Regions from separate parts of the Homo sapiens genome. Here all the other regions are linked to region 3. A link is a contact called in ENCODE Hi-C or POLR2A ChIA-PET data. All regions are on one chromosome and are shown on one strand. The core of a region is the stretch at or near the end of the contact, and the rest is flanking DNA. Distances in the headings are between cores, read along the strand shown.

The links. Hi-C counts contacts between places; a loop is a spot of excess contacts on that map. ChIA-PET counts read pairs that join two places held with the same protein, here RNA polymerase II (POLR2A). Pooled maps may share reads with other maps.
Region 1: a map of naive thymus-derived CD4-positive, alpha-beta T cell shows a loop between it and region 3 (18-fold over the local background). The contact joins the promoter of POLR3B here to the promoter of MMAB in region 3. A Hi-C loop is called at or near these places in 1 of 168 maps with a recorded cell type or tissue (naive thymus-derived CD4-positive, alpha-beta T cell) and 6 of 50 pooled maps. POLR2A ChIA-PET finds 5 or more read pairs at or near these places in 1 of 52 experiments (Panc1).
Region 2: a map of naive thymus-derived CD4-positive, alpha-beta T cell shows a loop between it and region 3 (10-fold over the local background). The contact joins the promoter of SLC8B1 here to the promoter of MMAB in region 3. A Hi-C loop is called at or near these places in 1 of 168 maps with a recorded cell type or tissue (naive thymus-derived CD4-positive, alpha-beta T cell) and 5 of 50 pooled maps. POLR2A ChIA-PET finds 5 or more read pairs at or near these places in 1 of 52 experiments (activated CD4-positive, alpha-beta T cell).

The regions. Positions count from the first base shown.
Region 1 is chr12:106,355,379-106,359,360 of GRCh38, forward strand. It overlaps POLR3B (RNA polymerase III subunit B), which reads left to right and starts at 2,370. Exons shown (of 28, transcript NM_018082.6): 1 at 2,370-2,573. The coding sequence starts at 2,502.
Region 2 is chr12:113,333,859-113,337,600 of GRCh38, forward strand. It overlaps SLC8B1 (solute carrier family 8 member B1), which reads right to left and starts at 1,251. Exons shown (of 16, transcript NM_001358345.2): 1 at 585-1,251. RefSeq lists a silencer at 1,172-1,461.
Region 3 is chr12:109,572,254-109,574,753 of GRCh38, forward strand. MMAB (metabolism of cobalamin associated B) reads right to left here and starts at 1,251. Exons shown (of 9, transcript NM_052845.4): 1 at 1,094-1,251. The coding sequence starts at 1,227. It overlaps MVK (mevalonate kinase), which reads left to right and starts at 1,541. Exons shown (of 11, transcript NM_000431.4): 1 at 1,541-1,620. RefSeq lists enhancers at 641-1,142, 1,143-1,642 and silencers at 1,402-1,531, 1,552-1,781.

The DNA of each region.
Region 1 (3,982 bases), core at 1,120-3,619, 3.2 Mb before region 3:
AAAGCATAATCACTGGAAAGCAACAGCAGGGAACTTACTAGAAACGCAAATTTGCAGGCCGGGAGTGGTGGCTCACGCCTGTAATCCCAGCACTTTGGAAGGCCGAGGCAGGCGGATCACCTGAGGTATGGAGTTCGCGACCAGCCTGGCCAACATGGTGAAACCCCGTCTCTACTAAAAATAAAAATTTAGACGGGTGTGGTGGCGCATGCCTGTAGTCCCAGCTACTAAGGCGGCTGAGGCAGGAGAATCACTTGAACCCAGGAGGCTGAGGTTGCAGTGAGCCAAGACCGAGCCACTGCACTCCAGCCTGGGTGACAGAGTGAGACTCTGTCTCAAAAAAAAAAAAAAAATGCAAATTTGCAGCCAGCGCGGTGGCTCACGCCTGAAATCCCAGCACTTTGGGAAGCCGAGGCAGGCGGATCACCTGAGGTCAGGAGTTTGAGCCCAAACTGGCCAATATGGCGAAACCCCGTCTCTACTAAAAATACAAAAATTACCTGAGTATGGTGGCACGCGCCTGTAATCCCAGCTACTCGGGAGGCTGAGGCAGGAGAATCGCTTGAACCTGGGAGGGTACAGTGAGCTAAGATTGCACTACTGCACTCCAGCCTGGACGACAGAGTAAGACTCCATCCCCGCCCCCCACCAAAAAAGCAAAATTTCAGCCCCAATTTACCAATCAGAAAGCTGAGATTAGTTTAACAAGCTCTCCAGGTGATTCTGATACACCCTAAAGTCGGAGAATCACCTTGATAATGGAAAGCAAAGAAGACTTTGGCACAGACAACCAACACACTTGAGCCAACCTTGAGATCCTCTGCCATCTATAAATCACTTTCACAGTCCCTTCTAGGCTAGATGCTAAATTGGTTGCAATCTGGTAATGCACAATGATGAGACACAAGTTGTATCTTGTCTCTGTAATAAGTAAATTGTAAGAACTTCAAAGGCAGGGTTGATTCTACTTTTGGTGTTTTTTCCATTCTTCTCGTATTTCAGATATCAGTGCAATACTTAGAAAATACGGCCGGGCGCGGTGGCTCACGCCTGTAATCCCAGCTACTCGGGAGGCTGAGGCAGGAGAATGGCGTGAACCCGGGAAGCGGAGCTTGCAGTGAGCCGAGATTGCGCCACTGCAGTCCGCAGTCCCACCTGGGCGACAGAGCGAGACTCCGTCTCAAAAAAAAAAAAAAAAAAAAAAAAAAAGAAAATACAAGTACTGAAATTTAAGTAGCTCTTTAGTAAATAAGAATAATTAACCTGGTGCAAGGGTTCTACCTTTATGAGGGAGAAATTGGAAAGCATATATGTACTTACAAATTTTCATAACTTTTCTTATCGTTGTAAAATATACATAAAACTTAGCATTTTAACCCTTTAAAATGATGTACAGGTCAGCAGCATTAAATACATTCACACTGTTGTGCAACCATCACCATTCTCCATTTACAGAACTTTTGCATCTTCCCAAACCGAAACTCCGTACCCATTAATTAATTGGTGCATTTTGCCTTGTTTTTTCTAATAGGATTTTTCTTTCTGTTGATTTGTATGAGCTCATTTTAAATTAGAGAGACCAGCCCTTTGTCTTCTGCCAATTTATTTTTTATTAATTCTATTTGTTGGTGATTTTTTAAAATCTGTTCAGAAAATTAAAAATTTTCCGTGGAATCATAAAATCGTGTTTAGATTATAAAATCCTTTATGATTTGACTGTTGCCGTCTTGAAAGTCTTCAACATCTCAATGTTATGAATATCTGCACTTACATTTTCTTCTAAGTTTTTGTTAACATTTCAATATTTAATCCACAAAAGATTCACTTACATGTATTTTTTCCCCAAATGGGTAATCAGCTCTTCAAACATTATTTACTGGACAGGCCATCCTTCCCCTACTAACGTAAATGTCATCTTTTCATATTAAATTTCTCCATGCGCTGGGTATTTACTCCTACATCTTCCATCTAGTGCTTTTGAGAATTTTCAACACTCTTCCATTACACGCATGTACCATCATTTATTTAATCAATCTTCTATTGGTAGGCATTTGGGACGTTTCCTGCTCTTCCATACTAAACAATGCATAGAATTTTGGACTACATTAAATAATTCTCTGCCTCAGTGGTTCAAGTTGCGTAAATTATGCGTTTACACTTTTCTTCGGATTACTTTTAAAATGACAACCACTATGTTTTGCTGGTCTCAATTACCAGAGAATTGGCAAGAAACCTGACAGCTGGGGCTTAGGATTCCCTGCGCCAGACCTCCGAGCTACACCAGAGGGCGTACTTTCCTTACTCGGCCTCGGCCACATCCGGGTTCCACCGCAGATTCGGGCAGGGAGCGGGCGGAACCTTTCTACCGCGTCTCTAGCTAACACGCACGGCGGGGACAGTTTAGGCCTCCGCGCACCGTTCGCCGGGAGTCTTGCAGTTTGCTTGGTGCAGGGAAGGCGGGCGCGGAGGTTCTATCTGTTTCTTCCTCCTTCGTGAGCAGCATGGACGTGCTAGCGGAGGAGTTTGGGAACCTGACTCCGGAGCAGCTGGCGGCGCCGATCCCGACTGTAGAGGTCAGTGCCAGGCACGCAGGGAGCGTCAGGGACAAGGATGCGCCCTGAGGGGGCGTTGCCCGGAGTGCTCGGGCCGCCAAGGGGGCGGGCTGGCGGTTTGTGCGCATGCGCCGGGCTTCTGCGCATGCCCAGAGCGTCGCGCTTGCGAGTCTTTTTTCCAGAGCCGGCCTCCGCGTGCGCGAGTGAAGGCTGATCCCAGAGGAGCTGTCAGCCGCTGCGGGGGCCGAGAAGCCCCGCTGCTGGCTCTAGGGTTGGAGCTCTTCCAGCATAGGTGTGCGTGGGGAGGACTGACCCTCGCACTTACTGTGGGGGACGTATTGCATGTTTGCAGTCTTACAGAGGACACGGGGCCAGGGAGCTCAGGCCATTTGCATGAGGCACCACAGCCGGCTGTGGGGGTAAAACCAGATCGTCTGAATTCCAAGCTAGTCATCTTTCCTTTTAACTTGAAGTTCCAGTTTGGGTTGCAGGGGAATTTTAAACGCCCTCAATATTTACTAAAGAATTTGCCTGTGTGTTTTCTGGGGGAGAGACTCCACAGCTTTCATCAGCTTCTCGGAAGTTAAGGACAGCTGCCCCACAGCGAGCTGCCCAGTGAAGTGCGGCTGTCGACATATTTTGTTATCTGATAAGGCACATTTTGTAATCTCTCTGAGCCTCAAAATCTACACTGACGTGGAATAGGGAAGTGGAGACGTGGCCGGAGAAGATAGCAAAGGAGAGATTTCAGGGAAAGAGAACAGGATACTTGAAACCTCCTCGGCAAGACCATTGGATGTTTTTGAGGAAGGAAAGTAAATCCAGTAGTATTAGAGTGAAGAAAAATAGAGGAGAAGAGATAAAAGACAGGGTTAAGTAAGGGTCTTGATTATGAAAAGTTTCAATAAACATCTGACAGAGCTTGGACTTTGTCTTGGAGCAGAGCTTTTGAAGGGTTTAAGCAGGAAAGTGACATGATCAGTAAGTCTATCGGATTATAAGAACCTCCTTGGCTAGGCGTGGTGGCCTGTAATACCAGTAGTTTGGGAGGCCAAGGCGGGCGGATCACTTGGGCTCAAGAGTTTGAGAACAGCTTGGGCGACATGGCAAAACCCTGTTTCTACAAATAATACAAAAATTAGCTGGGTGTGGTGGCGTGCACTTGTCCCAGCAACTCAGGAGGCTGAGGTGGAAGGATCACTTGAGCCTGGAAGGTCGAGGCTGCAGTGAGCCGTAATTGTGCTGCTGCACTCCAGCCTGGGTGACTGAGACCTTGTCTCAAGGAAAACAAAACAAAACCTCTTTATAATAGTTTGACAAGTTAAGGAAGTTGAATTAGCAGTTCCAACAGATTCAGTCTATAAGTGCATGCAATAGGCTGCTGATCATCAGGCAAAACTATTTTTTTTTTTTTTTTTTGAGACGGAGTC
Region 2 (3,742 bases), core at 1-2,500, 3.8 Mb after region 3:
CCACCATGCCCAGCTAATTTTTGTATTTTTAACGGAGACGGGGTTTCGCCATGTTGGCCAGGCTGGTCTGGAACTCCTAGCCTCAAGTGATCTGCCGGCCTTGACCTCTCAAAGTGCTGGGACTACAGGCGTGAGCCACCACACCCAGCAGAGGAATTCCAGAACCTGCCCAAGGTCACACAGCAAGAGGGTCACAGAGCCCACAGCCCCTCCGACAGGGAACTTAAGGGCAAGAAGGAAGTTGAGTTGCTCAAAGACCGCGGGTTAGCAGTGGGGCCGGGCTGGTCACCACCATGTGCCTCTTCCCTCAAGACCAGGGCCAAAATGGCTTCAATATATTTCAAAGGAATTAAACTGGAAAAACAAAAGTCCTCAGCAAACTAAATTTCCTGTTTTGGCTTTTTCATGTGTTCTACGATGAGTATGTCTTATTTTTGCAATCAGGAAACCAAACCCCATAAAAACGTTTTTTTCTTTAAGTCTGCGCAGGTGTTTCTCAATGTACTGGCAGCCTGAGGGGAGGGAGAGGAGGTAGGGAGGGGAAGAGAGGTCAGAAAGGCGCCTGTCCCAGCCAGGTTCCTTACCTGTCCACGGAAGACACGGCCCTTCCTCTTCTATGGTTCTCCCGAACCCCTCCAACTGGAGTCCGAGTTACTCTATTTGGCACCAAGTTCAAACAGGACACCCCTGGTTTCAAATTCGTCTCGGCCACTTACTATCTGTGTGGCCTTAAGGAAGTCACTTCACCTCTCTGGGCCTCTTATTCCTCATGTGTGAAATGGACACAAATGCTGGCCGACGCGGTATACAATAAGAGCTCAATAAATGTTCGCGTCCCTGATGTCCCCAACACCTGAAGATCAGCATGCGTCTCGTCTCTCTTTGCTGCCGATTTATTTTACTGATTCACTAGTGAGCATTTATTGAGCGCCTTCTGTACGCGTGGGCCGATGCCCAGCGCTCGGATGGTCGCCGACCTGCTAAGGGACAGGGGCGGGAAATCGGGGCTGCGCTTCCCAGGAAAGAGACCTCAGGAACATCTCCGTGCTCCGTTTCCCGTCCGGACGGAGGCTGAGAAGTCGAACTCGGGGCGCCCGGGTCCTCCGGCCGTGCGGGGAGGCGGCTCTTTCTTACCTCGGGCCGGGCCTGGGACCAGCAAACTCCGAACCTCGACCTCGCAGGGCCTCGCAGCCTTCCAGGTCCCTGGCCGCCGGACCGACCTTGCGCCAGCGAAGCCGCCAGTCCGGGTGCCCCGCCTGCTGCAGCGTCCGGGCCCCTACTCTTCCCGTCCGGGCCCGCCCCGGCTCGCCCCGCCCCGGTCTCGGCCACGCCCTCAGGACACGCCCCCTCGGGGCTCGCCCCGCCCCTGCCCTTAAAGGTACAGCTCCCGGGGAGCTTCGTAGGGTCTTCCCACTCTCCACCGTCCTCTCCCTCCGCTTTGAAACTGAGATACAAGCCGATGGGTAAGGACTGCAGGAAGCCGGAGAGGGACATTTAGAGGGTGAAACTAGGAGGTTCATTTCCCGAGGGTAGAGGAACCAGAGGGTGTCAAGCTGCTCCTGGTAATGAATGGTGACAAAGAGGTTTGGGAAAATCCCAGGTGGAGAAAGCCCCACCCTGCCCAGGAAAGTTCTCGCGGTTTCACTGAAATCCTTCTGAGATCCTAATTGGGTTCAACATTCCCCTCTAGTAGCATAGCTTTTTTTTTTTAATTTAAATTTTAATTTTTTAAGCCAGGGTCTCACTCTATCGCCCAGGCTGGAATGCAGTAGCAGCTGTCACGGCTCACTAAAGCCTCGACCTCCGAGGCTCAAGCAATCCTCCCACCTCGGCCTCCCAAGTAGCTGGGACTGCAGGCAAGTGCCATCATGCCCGGCTAATTTTGTTCATTTTTTGTAAAATGTTCTTACTATGTTGGTCAAACTGGTCACGAACTCCTGGGCTTATATAATCCTCCCGCCTCAGCCTCCCACGTAGCTGAGACCACAGGTGTGTGCCACCAAACCAGGCTAGTTTTTAAAATTTTTTATAGAGACGAGGTCTCTATATGTTGCCCAAGTTGGTCTCAAACTCCTGGTCTCAAGCGATCCTTCTGCCTCTGCCTCCCAAAGTGTCAGAGCTGTGTAAACCAGAGCAACTCCATCTCGAGTGGGGCTGGGTAAAATGAGGCTGAGACCTACTGGGCTGCATTCCCAGACGGTTAAGGCATTCTAAGTCACAGGTTGAGATAGAAGGTGGGCACAAGATACAGGTTATCATAAAGACCTTGCTGATAAAACAGGTTGCAGTAAAGGAGCCAGCCCAAACCCACCAAAACCAAGATGGTGACAAGAATGACCTCTGGTTGTCCTCACTGCTGCACTCCCATCAGCGCCATGGCAGTTTACAAATGCCATGGCAACGTCAGGAAGTTACCCTATATGGTCTAAAAAGGGGAAACATAGATAATCCACCCCTTGTTTAGCATATCATCAAGAAATAACCATAAAAATGGGCAACCAGCAGCCCTCAGGGCTGTTCTGCCTATGGAGTAGCCATTCTTTTATTCCTTTACTTTCTCAATAAACTTGCTTTCACTTTACTCTATGGAATCACCCTGAATTCGTTCTTGCGCGAGATCCAAGAACCCTATCTTAGGGTCTGGATCAGGACCCCTTTCCTGTAACAAAAGTGCTTGGATTACAGGTGTGAGCCACCATGCCCACCTTTTTATCTAATATTTAAAATTTGTATTTAATTTTTTCCCTTTTCTTTTTGCTAATCTCTGTATTGTTCCAATTTTAGTATATGTGCTGCCGAAGGGGGCACATAGCATCGTTTTTAAAAGAAGGTGGCAAACAAATCAAGACCGAGGAGTTAGTGATCTGCTGATGGATGTACCAGTATCTCCCCCTATTTCCAGTTTCCCAGCCTCCTGGGGAAGCTCTGTTCATCCTGCCTTTTCTTCTGTTGGGGGGATGGGGGAATGGGAGGAGGCAGGCATGGGGCCTGGACCTGGGGTCCTTAAGGCTGGAGTGTGTCCTCCCAGGCCACTCCTGCCTGCAGCCCCACTTCTGCCATTAGCATGCATCTAGTCACCCCATCTCTTATCCTTACGGTAGGACCTGCTTCCTCGTCATGGGCAGGACCCAGGCCCAACGCCAAGCCTGGCATTCAAGGCCCTTCAGCATCCAGCCCTAGCACACCTTTCTGAAATCGTCTTTCACCCCTACCTCCACCTCCTGCCCAGTAGTGCTCCCTGTTCCCTGAACGTATCGGCCTCTTGCTCACAGCCACCTGCCTCTGCTCCTTCCGAGCCCCCTGCCCTGATGACACCCTATCTCTTTTCCACCTGACAAACTCTTACTCATGTTGTCAGGCTCAGCTCAGAGGTCACCGCCACTAGGGGGTCTTCCACCCTCCCCCCAACCCCTCCACATGGCCACAGGGCTCCCCACCTTCAGAGCACACCTCTAATTCCCACCTCTGGGCAGGTGACATTGTGATCTGGAGCATGATGTGTTTGGAATCGCAGAACATCAGGTTTCTGTAGGACCTTCTATAAACACTTAGAGCCTCTCTTTGAGCCTCAGTTTCCCCCTTGGTGAAATGGGAGTGATACTAGTACCAACCTCCTGAGGTCCTTCCAGATGTTTTTCCTTATCTTTTTTGAGACAGGGTCTCCTTCTGTCACCCAGGCTAGAATGCAGTGGTGTGATCTTGGCTCACTGCATCCTTGACCTCCTGGGCTCAAGCGATCCTC
Region 3 (2,500 bases), core at 1-2,500:
TATTATTTTGAGATGGGGTCTCACTCTGTCACCCAGGCTGAAATGCAGTTGCACGATCTAGGCTCACTGCAACCTCTGCCTCCCAGGCTCAAACAATCCTCCCACCTCAGCCTCCCGAGCAGCTGGGAGCACGGGTGTATACCACCACACCCAGCTAATTTTTTTTTTTTTTTTTTTTTGGTAGAGACGGGTTTCACCATGTTGCTCAGGCTGGTTTTGAACTCCTGAGCTCAAGCAATACTCCTGCCTCAAACTCCCAAAGTGTTGTGATTACAGGCGTGAGCCACCGTATCTGGCCTATGATTATTTTGTTCACAGACAGGGTCTTGCTCTGTTGCCTAAGCTGGAATGCAGTGCAGTGGCATGATCATAGCTCACTGCAGCCTTGAACTCCTGAGCTCAAGTGATCCTCTGCCTCAGCCTCCCAAGTAGCTAGGACTCTTAACTCTATCCTACCCAAATTTTTATCTTATACTCCACCAACTCAGGGCCTCTTGCAGGAAAAGAAACCTGAGCCACTTCCATAGTATGAGGCTTCGAGTGTACTCAGAGATGAAGAATTGCCAAAATACAGCTCAAAAAGTGGCATTTTCAAAAAACAATGTAAACAACTCAAGGACATAGCTCAAAATTAAAATGTGACATTACAAGCCCATTCGAAGGTTAATTTCCTGGATCTGTGAACTAAATTAATCCATTATTAATCCACGGTACTCTAGAGGTTCTGAGGTCTGGGTTGAGGTGCAAGTTTCAAGGAATATGAGGAAAGCCATCTTTAGAAGGTGCTGGTGTATCTGGGACCTGGGGAATAAACTGCTTTGGAGATTGGTCACAATCTGAGTCGAGAGCCCTCCTGGCCCACATGGGATATGCCCTGCCCTGCCCGATGATAGCGGGACTTCATTGGGACTTAGGCAAAGACTACCTGGTCTCTGGCGCCCACGTGGCCCACGTTGCCATGGTGACGTCAGAACAGCGTGGAGACGTCACCTGACGGTTGCCGCGGTGACCTCACGGCGGTGTGACGTACCCATGGCGACGACACCACGATTCACGGCAGGTGTTCGAGTTGCCCTTCCCGCCAGCCACTCACCTGTCCCCGTCTTCCACGCCCTGAGGGCCGCGGCTCTGGAAACGGGGATACAGGAGCCTGGCGGCGCCGAAGCACCCGCGCAGGCCAAGACGGCTCCCCAGGCCAAGACGGCTCCCCAGGCCGCACACAGCCATGAGCCAGGCTGCTTGACGGGACCTGACCCCGCCAGGTTCCCGTCCAGTCCGCGGGGTGACTCCACCCACAGCTGGCCGCGCCACCGCTCAGGTTTCAATTTTTATTGGTTCGCAGTTCTCACCCCAGGGCGGGACACTCCCAGGGACTTGTTTCCCATTGGTTTAACGGAAGGAGCGGGGCGGGAAAACCCGTGTCGGCTTGGCTGCAACACCTATTGACCAATGTTCAAGCCTATTGGTAAAGGTACTCCGGGCTCGCGCGCTCTGATTGGCTGGCCTGAAGTACAACGCCTCCTCCCCTTGAGGCACGGGCGCTCTGGGTTGTGGGAGTTGGGGAGCTGCTCCGGCTTCGGCGCGGAGGGGCGGCGGCCGGGGAGGCGGCGGCGGCGGCAGGTGAGAGGCCGGGGTCGGGCGGCCGGGCGGCGCGAGGTCCTAGACCCAGGACGACGCTGAGCCAGGCGTCCAGCTTCTGTGGCTCAGTTTACCCAGCTCTGAGAGTCTTGCCCCGAGGGATCGGCGACCTCAATCTGACAGTCGTGATTTTGAGCTTGACAAGCAAGGGGATTCCCCGCTCTGAGCCTCAGTTTTTCTAAGAAATGGGGATCACGATAGTACTTAGCTCATAGTACACCTGAATCTTAGCGTAAGGTAATCTACGTAAAGCCTTAAGCGGAGGATAATTTTGCGTTATGTATAAAAGTGTAAATTGCACACACCTATAGACCCTGCAAGCTCCTTTCTAGGACTCTGTCCTGCAGAAATACTCATTTAAGTGTGCAAAACGAGGCGTACTGGGTGTTTTCTGCAGCCTTGTTTATAATTGTGACACATTGGAAACAGCCTAAATGTCCAGCAAAGAGTTCTTTCTGCTCCATGATTTCATGTAATTTCTACCTTTAATAGTAGTAGTTGTAAAAGCTGAAACGAAGAACAGAGCCAGTAATAAGTAGCTCTCAGTAATTGAATGATTAGTAGGTGCCAGACACCGCCAAGTGTTTCCCTTGCGTTAATTTAACCTTCCTAACATCCACCGAGGTAGGTACGGTTATTTTCTCTCCATATAACGTGTGGGGAAACCGAGGTTCTTAGCCATTTAAGTGAGTTAACTAAGATGACATCACTGGGGAGTGGAAGAGCTGGCATTTGAACCCAGATCTGTTGGATGTGTCCAGTTGACTCCTGCATTGCCTTTCTGGTACGTAGCAAGTGCTGGACGGTAACTACCTTTTTTGTTATTATGATGGGCTTGAACTAGGTGTTCTAAGATCTCTTC